2 separate regions of the Homo sapiens genome follow, and region 2 is linked to region 1. A link is a loop called in an ENCODE intact Hi-C map of the cell type or tissue named here. Cell type or tissue: sigmoid colon. All regions are shown on one strand. Each heading gives the region's core, and the rest is flanking DNA. Links, peaks and the distances in the headings are about the cores only.

What was found. A loop is a pair of places that touch in the nucleus more often than their neighbours do. Peaks named below come from ENCODE experiments on the same cell type or tissue, not always from the same donor. Only the 100,000 strongest peaks of a DNase experiment are listed, where the experiment ranks them.
Region 2: it touches region 1 in a loop (2.8-fold over the local background); 6 of 110 quality-filtered maps call a loop at or near these places.

The regions. Positions count from the first base shown.
Region 1 is chr17:55,235,556-55,241,856 of GRCh38, reverse strand. No RefSeq gene overlaps it. Among named protein-coding and RNA genes, the nearest start is that of HLF, 26 kb to the left of the region's middle. RefSeq lists a silencer at 3,185-3,654. In sigmoid colon, for the core only: no CTCF peak of the experiment used is centred there; a DNase peak (open chromatin) is centred at 3,376; H3K4me3 peaks cover 1,329 bases; H3K27ac peaks cover 534 bases.
Region 2 is chr17:54,990,242-54,996,542 of GRCh38, reverse strand. STXBP4 (syntaxin binding protein 4) reads right to left here. Exons shown (of 18, transcript NM_178509.6): 4 at 5,586-5,718. Among named protein-coding and RNA genes, the nearest start is that of STXBP4, 25 kb to the right of the region's middle. In sigmoid colon, for the core only: a CTCF peak has its summit at 3,287 (motif pointing left); no DNase peak of the experiment used is centred there.

The sequences.
Region 1 (6,301 bases), core at 663-5,662:
TGGATGTTTTATTCATTTGTTACGGATGTGAAATTTAATTCCATTCTTTAACAAGTGCATGCTCAAAATGGAGTGTCTGTGTCATCATTTTGACCCTTTAGTTAAAATGAAAACCTGGGCTAGGTGTGCTGGCACATGCCTGTAATCCCAGCATTTTGGGAGGCCAAGGTGGGTGAACTGTTTGAGCCCAGGAGTTCAAGACCCACTTGGGCAACATGGCAAAACTCCATCTCTACAAAAAAACTTAGCTGTGTGTGGTGGTACATGCCTGTAGTCCCAGCTACTTGGGAGGCTGGGGTGGGAGGATTGCTTTAGCCTGGGAGGTCAAGGCTGCAGTGAGCCGAGATCATGCCATTTCACTCTATCCTGGGTGACAGAGTGACACCCTGTCTAAAAATAAATAAATAAAATAAAATGAAGACCTAGACATTGGTATCAGGATGTCTGCATTGACAAACACCTGAAAACCCAATTCTAATAATTAAGGTAACAAATGGGATGCATTTAGCTCAAACAGCTCAAAGGTCAAGAGGGAGTACAGGCTTCAAGTGTAGTTTGATCAGGGTGTAGCTTCCTCTGCTTCTCCCTGTTTATCAGGTGTGTGGTTGGGTTGGATCCTCTCGAGGTGGAAAGAGGGCATCAGTAGTTATACCTGCTCTTCCATTCCTGTCCAAGGAGAAAGGATGGCATCGAGTAACTATAACAAGTCCAGGCTTTCCTCTGATTGAACCAGTCATTGTTACACTAATAATAACAACAGTAACAACAACTAATACTTCATGTACTCTTAATATATGTCAGGCACTCTTCTAAGTGCATCTGCTGCAGGAACTCTTTCAATCCTCATAAAAAGAGGAATGGTGGAAACAAACTAAATGTCTATCAACAGATGAATGCATAAAGCAAATATGGTATAGACATACAATGGAATTCTATTCAACCATAATAAGAAGGCAATTCTGCAATATAAAATGAGATAGATGAACCTTGCATACGTTATGCTAAGTGAAATAAGCCAGTCACAGAAAGACAAACACTGCATGATTCCACTTATCTGAGGAACTCAAAATAGTCAAATTCAAAGACTCAAAAAGTGGAAAGGTGGTTTCCAGGGGCTGGGGAGGGGACAAAATGGGGAGTTACCAATTAGTGGGCATAAAGTTTCAGTCAAGCAAGATGAATAAGTTCTAGAGATCTGCCGTACAACATTGCACCTATAATCAACAATAATGTTTCACACTTAAAAAATTTTAGAAGGGTAGATCTCATGTTAAATGTTATTATAATAAAATTTTAAAGGCAAATAAATAAACAGAAAACCCAAACGAAACGAAACAAAAAACAATGGGACCACCCTGATTTGTTAATTTGGTCAAGCCCAACCCCTGAACTGAGAGAGGAGGTAAGGCCCCCCACCAGCTGAAATTATAAGACTGATACACAAGGTGAAGGATAGATATTAGGAAAATAACCGCAGTATGAACTACAACCATGTGTTTGAAAAGTTATAACTCTGTTCCATGCTTCAGATTTCCTTAGTGATCTAGCTTAATACAGGCAAAACCAAGATACGTTCTCCTTTCATTGTCCACATTACTTACATTACCTTTCGTCACAAATGTTCTAATGTCACAGTATTGTTTTCTTCTTGCAGATACAGATGCCAACAGAAATTGAGTTAGGAAGCTTGCAGGCTTCCAGAAATTCATCAACACCTGATCAGCTTTTCTGCTGCAAGTTAAAGTGACCTCTGAAGAGGTCAAACCCTAGGTCCCTTTGATTCTGCTACTGTTCTGACATTTGCAGAGGGGTGTGAAAACCTCTTTGCTTGTTCTGGCTTGTGTGAGCTGCTTTATCTCTTACCCTAGACGTACAGTAAGAAAAGAGCAATCAGAGACAGGCATTTGGTGAGGCTTTAGTTTGTCCCACTTTCACTCCTGCCCCCACCTCCCACCTTGTCCATGTTAGGTGTTCCCTGTAAGAATGAAATGTACTGATCCGATATTTTCCCATTTTTAAACTTGAATTCAATTAGACTTTTGTCATGGGTCATATAAAGCAGAAATGCATGTGTATTATGATTTCTGGCATATTCTAATGAATCAAGTGTTAATGTCATAAGGCTTCATTGATTTGAAATAACGGGCAATTTACTGACTGAAGGCTAAATATTGGTACAAATGAGTACAACATATTTTTGAAAATAATTTGGCAATACTTTATCAAAAGTTACAAAATATTTGTGTCTTTTATATAGCAATCCCACTCCTAGGGGTTATTAAAAGTGGAGGGGGGAAGCCTCATGCACAACAATGTTCATTCAAGACTGTCTTAGAATAATATAAATGTAAACAATACATATTCTAACCATATGCATGACTAAGACAATTATAGTAAAAACTTCTTAGAGGAAAATATTATGTAACTATTAGTTATTCCCTTTGTTTGGAACACTTTCCACCCCCTCTGCCTTATTTCTCTGCCAGCTAACTCCCACTTAGTCTTCAAGACTCAGGGTACCCACCACTGTGCTTATATAACACCTGGGCACACCTCTATTAAAACATGTATAGCCCACTGCATTGTAACCCATGATTTTGCCTGTTAGTGCCCTCCACTGGATTGCAACTCACTGAGGCAGAGTCTGTCATTTGTGCAACAAGTTAAAAATCAGAAAGCAATGGGGCAATAAATAAAATTATTTCTGATATATAGAATTTAGCTTCAGCTAATTCAGACCTGCCTTCGTTCCCTGCTCCCAACCCCCTCCAGCCTCCAGCAGCAGCAGCAGCAGCAGCAGCAGCAGCAGCGCCCCTGAAGTCTCTTGTGGAAGGTGAGAAATCTACCGATAAGCTTTCTAGTAGGAGTGTCTTTGGGGAGGGAGTGAGTGGGAGATTAGAAATGGGGCCGGTGGAATATTCCTGCAAAACTCCAGGAACCATTAGCATTCCACTTCTTCTTACAAAGATTGTTTTCATGTCTGAGTTGCCCTATATAGTGCAGAAATTGAGAATGCAAACGTGCAAACGATCGGTGTGATCTACTGAAAGGCGATGCGCGTTCCCTTCTTGCAGGCAGAACTGCCTTAGGAAGCATGAAAGTGGACGCAGCCCGGTGCCAGGTGTCAGCGATTTGAGCTCGCTTCCGGGCCCCATTCATTTCCAGCCCGGCTCCCAGATACTTCCCGAGGCGCTCCCTTTTGCCCGCCCGACTTCTGAGCGGAGCGCTCGGGTGTGAGGAGAACCGGCAAATCCTCGCGGGCGCTGGGCGCTCGCGGAGCCGCCCGCGCCCAGCCCCGTCACGTTGGCTGCCGAGCGCATCCCGGCTGCGCCCCGGCGGGGAGGCGCCGAGGGTAGCTAAGGGGAGCAGGTCACGTGAGAGGAGGAGTCTGACCTACTTTCCAGGCGGTAGGCGCATGCGCACTTCCCATCTGCGCTCCGGCCGGGAGGCTCACGTGGAATCGCACGTGCCTGGTCCTGCAGCTAGGGGCTCCTGGCCCGGGGCGCGCAGGGGCGGGTCCGCGGTGGGACCCGCGGAGAGGGGCGCGGCGGGGCGGAGCGCTTGGAGACTCAGTCTGCGGGTCCCGCAATCATCATCCGTGACAACCACAGCCTCTGGAGAGCTGCTTAGGCTCCCTGCGGGGCTTCCCACGAATTCATCACATTCAACATTCGTGAATTCAGAAATTAAGACAAAGACTGCACCTCTGCCCTGTAAATCACTAGTTCCGCAACTCAGAATTTATCCTGCAAATGGGCTTCTGCTCCTGCGAAGTGAAGTCCCTGCAAGGATAATCATTACATCATTGTTGGACATCACAAACGGCCAGAAACAGTCAAAATGTCCAACGATAACACCGGTTAAATTCATAGAAACGTAAATTATGGTTGGGCCACACTTGAAGTTGTCTGCAGCTCTTAAAAACAAATAGACTCTGCTCTCTAGACACTGATATGGAAAGACCTTCAAGATACATTATGTGATTTGTAAAAAAAAATGATGCAGAACAGTGTCTGGGATGCTGACATTTGTGAGGAAAAAAATTATATATGTATATATGTTATGATCAGACTAGTTCTGGAAAAATATATTGGATGACTGGGGGTGGGGGTCAGGGAAGACGCGAGACTCCATACTTATGTAACTTTTAAATTTTGTACCATGGATGATTAATCTTTTTTTTTTTTTTTCCAAATAACATTTAAAAACAGTTATTTAGCACTTACCCTGTGCTGGGCACCAGCTTTTATGTAAATCATTTCCTCCTAGAAAGTTTGTCATGTACAGTATCTGCCGCATTTCCTGTTCTGTTCAGCTTGAATCTTAATGTCTTAAGCTTTCTGATACACAGTTGAGACGTTTTTTAAAATCCCGATATGAACAACCGAAGCCCTCCACATCTTTAAGATTCTTTTCAAGTTCTGTCTCTTGAGGGAAAGTATCTTAACCAAGAGGCTCTCAGCAACAAATACTTGCATAATAAAGCTGACACAGCAGTTTCACATATGTGATTAGCTTTTACTCTCCCGATTGTGAGTTTGTAGTGCAGATATTATTATCACTGTGGTTAGTACATATGTGCCGGTTATATTCGGTTGCAAGTTAACTAAAAGTCCAACTCTAAGTGGCTTGAACGGTAAAGCTCATTTAACTTCAGATTGGATGTTGGATTTCAGGGATACATCGATTTGCCTGCTAAACAATGCCATCAGGAACTTGTTTCTTTCTAATCTTCTGCCAAGGTTTCCATAGTGTCAGCTTCATCTAAAGCTTTGGGAGGCCGGGAGCGGTTGCTCACGCCTGTAATCCTAGCACTTAGGGAGCCTGAGGCGGGCAGACTGCCTGAGCTCAGGAGTTCGAGACCAGCCTGGGCAACATGGTGTAACTCCGTCTCTACTAAAAAATACAAAAATTAGCCAGGCGTGGTGGCTCACGCCTGCAGTCCCGGCTACTCAGGAGGCTGAGGCACGAAAATCACTTGAGCCTGGGAGGCGGAGGTTGCAGTGAGCTGAGATCCCAACTGCACTCCAGCCTTGGGGATAGTGTGAGAACCTGCCTCAAAAAGAAAAAAAAAAAAAAAAAAAAAGTAAAGCTTTGGGAAAGTCTCATTTAGTAAAAGTGCTTCTTCCCAGAAGCAGCAAGTAAACATCCTCCCTATACTCTTGGCCTCAAGTTGGGGCAAGTGCCCACACTTGAACTAGTAACAATAGCAGGAGAAGGAATTATGCCAATTCGTTTGTGTTACTCTATTAGTCCATGTGCTTTGAGGGGAGCTAAAGAAAAAAAAAAAAAAGACAGCCTATGGATGGTGTGAAGTGACCACAATGCCTCTTAATCATTACTGTCACTCCCACCGCTATTATTTCCCTCTTTCTGGTGTGGCAAACTGGATGAAGTGATAGCTCTTGACTTCCTGAAGATTATGTAGGCAGTATACTTGCATTTTCCCTCTACTGTATACCTTCCCAGTGATGGAGTAAGAGCATGAACACATCAGAAAAGTCTATCTCCAATCTAGCAAAACTACTTGAGTTATAATGAGAAATCAGTGATACCATTATGGCAGAATTATATACAAGGAAGTGTGCAAACACCACATTTACGTTCTATCTCTTCATCTACCCATCGAATAAGTATCAAAAACTTCTACTGTCTGTGGAAGCATAAAGGCTCATACAGAAAAAACAGCAGATATTCATGACCAAGCCCCTGAACTCAGAGGGAAGACAATCAAGTTAGGCAGGCAAGATAAATACTTGGGAAACGCTGAAATAATGATATGAGACAGCATGCAATTAAATGTCTACGTGGATGATAATACAGTGTGGCAGATGTTGAGAGCAGAGGCAGGGATTGGTTGAAAAAAAATATAGCAAATAGGAGTGGGCCTTGAAGGATTGCTAAGGTAAGATACAATAAGCACCGGAGAAGGGAAAGGCTGTATAGATAGTTGGACAGTATGAGCCAAATAGTACAGGTGGAGGCTAGGCGTGGTGGCTCATGCCTGTAATCCCAGCACTTTGGGAGGCCAAGGTGGGTGGAATCAGGAGGTCAGGAGTTGGAGACCAGCCTGGCCAACATGGTGAAACCCCATCTCTACTAAAAATACAAAAATTAGCTGGGCATGGTGGCGTGCACCTGTAATCTCAGCTCCTCGAGGAGGCTGAGGCAGGAGAATTGCTTGAACCAGGGAGGCGGAGGTTGCAGTGAGCCAAGACCGCACCACTTCACTCCAGCCTGGGTGACAGAGCAAGACTCCATCTCGGGGGGTGGGGAGTGGGGGAAGAGTACAGGTGGAAAT
Region 2 (6,301 bases), core at 742-5,741, 250 kb after region 1:
TGAAGTGAATGAGACTTCCATATCTGTTGTGGACAATTTTCATACTGATAGCAAATTTAATTATATTACTCATTAGATTGAGAACCTTTGATGGCTGCCAACTGGTAGGAAAAGTTGAAACTCCTCAACATCCCAAACCCAGCACAACAAATTTACTGCAACTTACTTTTTCTAGCTTCATCATCCACCTTCCACACCAGCATATTCTTCATTCTACTCTCAGAGAATGTGCCTCAAACCAGCCATGGTCTTTTGAACCTCAATGTTTTCACACATATGAATTCCCATCTAGAATGCCACCATCCACCCTGCCACTTCTCTGCAATAAACTCTGACTTAAACTTCACAGCCCAATTCAAACACTATCTCTGCTGGAAGTTTTCTCTAGTTGCCCAGGATTTACTTAATCGTTGTGTCTTTTTGCTCAAAAAGCACTTTTACTTACCTAAAGGATTGCACTTACTCTGTATGGTCCTTATGTTTACATATCTGCTTTTCCCTGCCCTCACATTAGAATATACTAAATCAGCAACTCCCAGTCTAGGGGCAATGATTCTTTTAGTGGGCCAGAATCACCAATTCTTTCATTAGGCATAACTAGAACTCTGTCCTTTTCATGGTTATTTCCCTGGTACAGTGCTAGGTACACAGTAAGTCCACAATAGGTTAAAGGGGGCCAAGAAACAGTCTGAGGAAATTAAGGTAGCTATGACAAAAATAATAATGGCAAAGGAATAAAGAGAGTGACACTGCAAAGCGAACCATCTTGGCTGCTACTTCTTCAGCTCCCACCAGTGGGACTGGTTTCTTCATAGTTTGCCATCCAGAGGCCTGATCCTGATATTTATCTAAAAGCCTTAGCCCTGGTTCCAGTGCTATGCTCCGCATGAAAACAGATTTCCTCTGAAAGTTAAATATGTCCTACTTCAATGCCACAAATTACATGATGACACTGACTGTGAGACCTATAATTTCAGAGATAGAAGAGGAAAAAATACGTACATACACACACTCATAAGTATATTACATACCGATATATGCATGTTATATATATGTGTGTGTGCATGCATAGCTTATATGTATATGTTTTAATGTATATCTTAGAACCAACTGAAGAAAATATGAAATATACTATCAGATTTGAAGAGAGGATTTTGATTTCTGTCTGCTTTCCCTATGTTACCAGCAACAAAAGAAAGAAATAAAAATGAACATTTGAGAACTTTAAAGTGTTGTCGGAAATCTGACACAAAGGCCCAAGGAGGAAGTACCTTGGTGTGGAGCCCAAATGGTGCCAGTGGAAGGGTAAATAAGCAGATCAGTAATCCTCAGAAATGTGAGAAAATGACTACGGGACCGTTCATTCATAAATTTAAATTGAGCAAGTATGTATGTGTCAGGCACCACAGTGGGGACTAACAATATTACTGTGAATAAAATCAGATAGCATCCTTGCCCTTAAGAAACATACTGTCTTGTGGTTCAGGCAGAGATGATTAAACAATCATAAATATAAATATATCATTGCAAACTGAGGTAGGTGACACAAAGGAAAGGAATGGGATTTAGGAGCATATGTAGAAAAAAATAAAACCTAGCCTAGACTGGGGGAAAGCAGGCAACACAACCCTTAGGCAGCAGTCTTTGAATTGATAACTGGAAATAATGGGGGAAAGGAAATGGAGTGCTGTTTCCTAAGGGAACAGCATATGAGATGGAAAAGAAAAAAAAAAAAGAGAAATTCGCCCCTTCCAGGAACTGAGAAAATGCTACTCTGGAAGCATAGTGATGGAGAGGCAGAGAAGGACAGGGCAGAAGCCACACTATATGGAACCTTGCAGGCAACCAAATATTAGTAAGATATGTAGGTTGGGAGGGAAATAGGTATGGTGCATAAGAACAAACGATGCTACTGAAAGGGCTGATTCAAAACTGATGACAGTTTAAGCTCCAGTGATAAGAATAAAGATCAAGAAGACTGATGGGTTCAAGAGATATTTCGAGAGTAAAAAAGTCAATGGTATGTGTTAATGAATTGAACAGTGTTATGGGAGTTGAAATAGGAAGCTGTTAAATTTTCTGACTTTGTGTAGCTAGAAGCTGTCATTCACCAAGACTAGGTAAACTGGAAGAGACTCTGTTTGGGAAGAGTTGAGCAGAATATGGTGTGATGTAAATGTCATGAGTTCTGCTTCAGAAATGCTGAGTTTGAGATACCTTTAAGAGGTCCAAGTAAAAATGTTGATCAGGGAACTGAATATGGGTATGAAGCTTAAAGGAGTGTCTTGGCCAGAAAAAGGGTCTAGGATTGACCCCAGATAGATATGGGACTAGCTGACACAGTGAAAGGGCCTTGGAGCTCTCTTATTTCCTTAACTTTAGCAATTAATACAGTAGTTCTCAATTTATAGGGTGCCTCTAGCTCTTAGAGCTGAGGGAATCTTGGTTCTGCTTGAACTGAAAAGATGTATTCATAATATCCCATATTTGAACTCTGGATATGTTTTTCAAAGAAACATACTATTTTGCTTCTACTAAACCAGTATTTTATTCTCATATTTTCCAGGAGGAAAACTTTTGGGGTGGGTGGTGGCAAACCATGAATAATTAAAGAAAATTTCTTCTGCGTTCCAATAACTCCCTTACAGTTTGGAAGATTTGAAAATATAAATGAAATATAATCTAGCTATAAGCTTGAGATAGCCTATACTGTTAATTATGAAACATTATAATGTTAAAACAAAATTACAGAAAGTTAAAGCATTCATATGCATTTAAAAAATATTAACAGTTACTCAGTTCAGCAACTTCATTAAGATAACCTTATGAGTTTGTGTTTCCTATTCCACAGATTCTACTATGTAGAAATTTTGTGCAGACTAGAAATTTATTAACATGTTAAAACAGTATTTAGAATATAGTAAATGTATTAATACATTGTTGTAAAATAAAGTTATATCAATTTTGTATTTGAAGAATATGCATATGCATAGAGCTCTCCATCTTGAGAAAATATTTAAAAATAATGTAAGCACTAGAAAATTACTTCTATAAATTTTTTTATTTTTTAGAAATGCTCTGTTGCCCAGGCTGGAGTGTAGTGATGCAATCATAGCTCACTGCAACCTGGAACTCCTGGGCCCAAGGGATCCTCCTGCCTGGGCCTCCAAAAGTGCTGGAATTAGAGGCATGAGCCATCACCCCTGGTCCTCTTCTCCTACACCTTTTTCTATCTTGCCTGTTTTCCTTGGTCAGATATGACCAGGTAGGAAGAACATTAATAGCTCTGTGCTGCCCTCTAGTGCTAAGTAGAGAATATAGTCAATGAGAAAATTTTGCCTTTTAATACTTCAGTAAAATTCTAACAAGAAAAAGTAGATATCATAAGAATAATTTCTTAATCTGCTATCACTGACAGAAGATAAAGAGTCATTCAGCACCACCGCTATCAACTTATTACTCTAACTCCAAATAGTTTTCATCGTAACAAACAAGCACAAATTGATGCTTGTCTTAAAAGCAAATTCTTAGGTCAGGCGTGGTGGCTCATGCCTGTACCCCCAGCACTTTGGGAGGCTGAGGCGGATGGATCGCCTGAGGTTGGGAGTTCGAGACTAGCCTGGCCAACATGGTGAAACTCTGTCTCTACTAAAAATACAAAAATTAGTTAGGTGTGTTGGCACGCACCTGTAATCCCAGCTACTAGGGAAGCTGAGAGGTGGGAGAATCGCTTGAACCTGGGAGGTGGAGGTTGCAGTGAGCCGAGATTGTGCCACTGCACTCCAGCCTGGGCAACAGAGTGAGACTCTGTCTCAAAAAAAAAAAAAAAAAAAAAAAGGAAGCAAATTCTTATCACTTGTTGGGTACCCTGATCTACTATTGCATTATATCAAGTGTAGTTTAAGAAATGCCTTACTATATTGAACACACACACACAGACACACACTCACACACACCTCTCAGCTTTAACACTAAAGTAACACCTCAATTCTTGGAAGAAAAAATTCATTTTTTTGTTTTTTTGAATTTGTTTAAATTTAGCTTTTAAATATTTATTTAATAATTTAAATTTAATAGCCAAAAATTTATGCCATTAAACTTATTAAATAATACTTTTTTTTTTTTTTTGAGACAGGGTCTTGTTCTGTCATCCAGGCTGGAGTGCAGTGGCACGATCATGCCTCACTGCTCTTGATCTTCGGGGCTCAAGCAATACTCCCACCTCAGCCTCCAAGTACCTGGGACTACTGGCATGCAACACCATGCCGGGCTGATTTTTTTTTTAATTTTTAATAGAATTCAAGTCTCTCTACGTTGCCCAGGCTGGTCTCAAACTCCTGAGCTCAAGCAATCTTCCTGCTTCTGCCTCCCCAAAGCTAGGATTACAGGCATTAGCCACCATGCCTGGCCTCTATAACACTTAGAACTCGGAAAGTATATTTAAAAGATGCCTTATTATCTGAACAAGCATAAAACAATTGAAAGTACTACAACTATTTTGGAAGTTATTGGTAAAACGGAATTTTTCCCTAACAAGACAAAAAAATCCAGCTGAAAAGATAAACTGCTTAGTAAACAAGTGTTTGCAGTGGTGGGGGAGGGATATGGGCGGTGGGTAAAAGTAGTAGGACTGTTTATTTAACCAAACAACAAGAACAAAATAAGAAGATCCTTTCTCATGCTATATAGCTTGATATTAATAGAATATTTTATTAATTCTTAATTATTAATATAATTTTATTAAATTATTTACATTTGATATCTCTCCAAAATCAAATGGAGTCAATCAAATGGAGAATATTTTATTAATTTTATTAATTCTTAATTATTAATATAATTTTATTAAATTCTTTATATCTGATATCTCTCCAAAATCAAATGGAGGCAATTTTCAAAAAATGACACATAATCACTTTAGTAAAACAGAAACAGCAAATGAAATCCAAGAAGAATGAGAATTTAAATATAGTAACTAGTTTGTTAAACTGCTGGGGTTGTCCTTCAAATTTGGGTCTGAGCTTCCTACCAACCAAAGTGAAAGGGAGCTCATTATATATTTCTTACACTGAAGAGGAGAGTAAGACTTTCTAATTCCTAAAAAAAGACATTTTCTGGTTTTAATGAGTGATAAAACTCATTAGCTCAAGCTACAAGAACTGCGAATTCAGAAATTAGATTTTGTTTGCTGTTTCTGTTTTGTTTTGCATTTAGTAGAGGCTAAATGAATGTAATTAAAGTTCTACTGATCCAACTTAATAAAAACTCAAAGTAGTAGAAAGATAACAAGTCATCAAATATAATTTCTCTCAATCAGATACAGGATAAAAGTTGAACAGCATGTAATTTAAAAATAATAACCTTATCTTACAGTCAGAAATATCTATTATTTTCATAGAAGAAGAACCTATTTATTTCTTAGTTTAAAGCTCCTTGAGGGCAATAGTCTTATCTTCTAATTCCTTTGTATTTTTCACTGAGGTATGGTCACAGTGGATATAAATTCACTAATAAAGAAGAAAAAATAAACTTTACCACTGGTGGGTCTTTTTGTTTGTATTTTTGGTGGGCATGGGACATATTTTTACCTTATAACAGTCTCCTCCAGGAATAATTTCCTGAATATATACCAATGGGCCTTCATTCCGGTTAATTCCTCCTAGTACCTTCAGGCCAAGGCCTGTTTCCTTGGCAATTGTAATCATCTGAAAGGCAGGATCCCTAAGATAAAGTAAATTAGCACACACAGGTTAGTCTAGAGATCTGCACCTATTTTTTTCTTTAAACTACTTATTAAATCAAAATCTGAGATCTAGAGCAGCAACCCCTCACCTTTTTTGGTACCAGGGACTTGTTTCATGGAAGACAATTTTTCCAAGGTGGGGGGAGAGGGAATGGGGTTGCAGAGGGGTGATGGTTTCGGGATGATTCAAATGCACTACATTTCTTGTGCACTTTATTATTACATTGTAATATATAATAAAATAATTATACAATTCACAATAATGTAGAATCAGGGGGAGCCCTGAGCTTGTTTTCCTGCAACTAGACAGTCCCATCTGGGGGTGAGGGGAGACAGTGACAGATCACCAGCCACTAGATTCTCAAAAGGAGCACGCAAGCTAGATCCCTCACATGCACAGTTCACAATAGGGTTCATGCTCCTATGAGCATTGAATGCCGCCATTGATCTGACAGGAGGCAGAGCTCAGGCAGTAATGCTTACTTGCCCTAGACTCACCTCCTGCTGTGTCGCCTGATTCCTAACAGACTACGGACCACTACCAGTCTGTGGCCCAGGGAT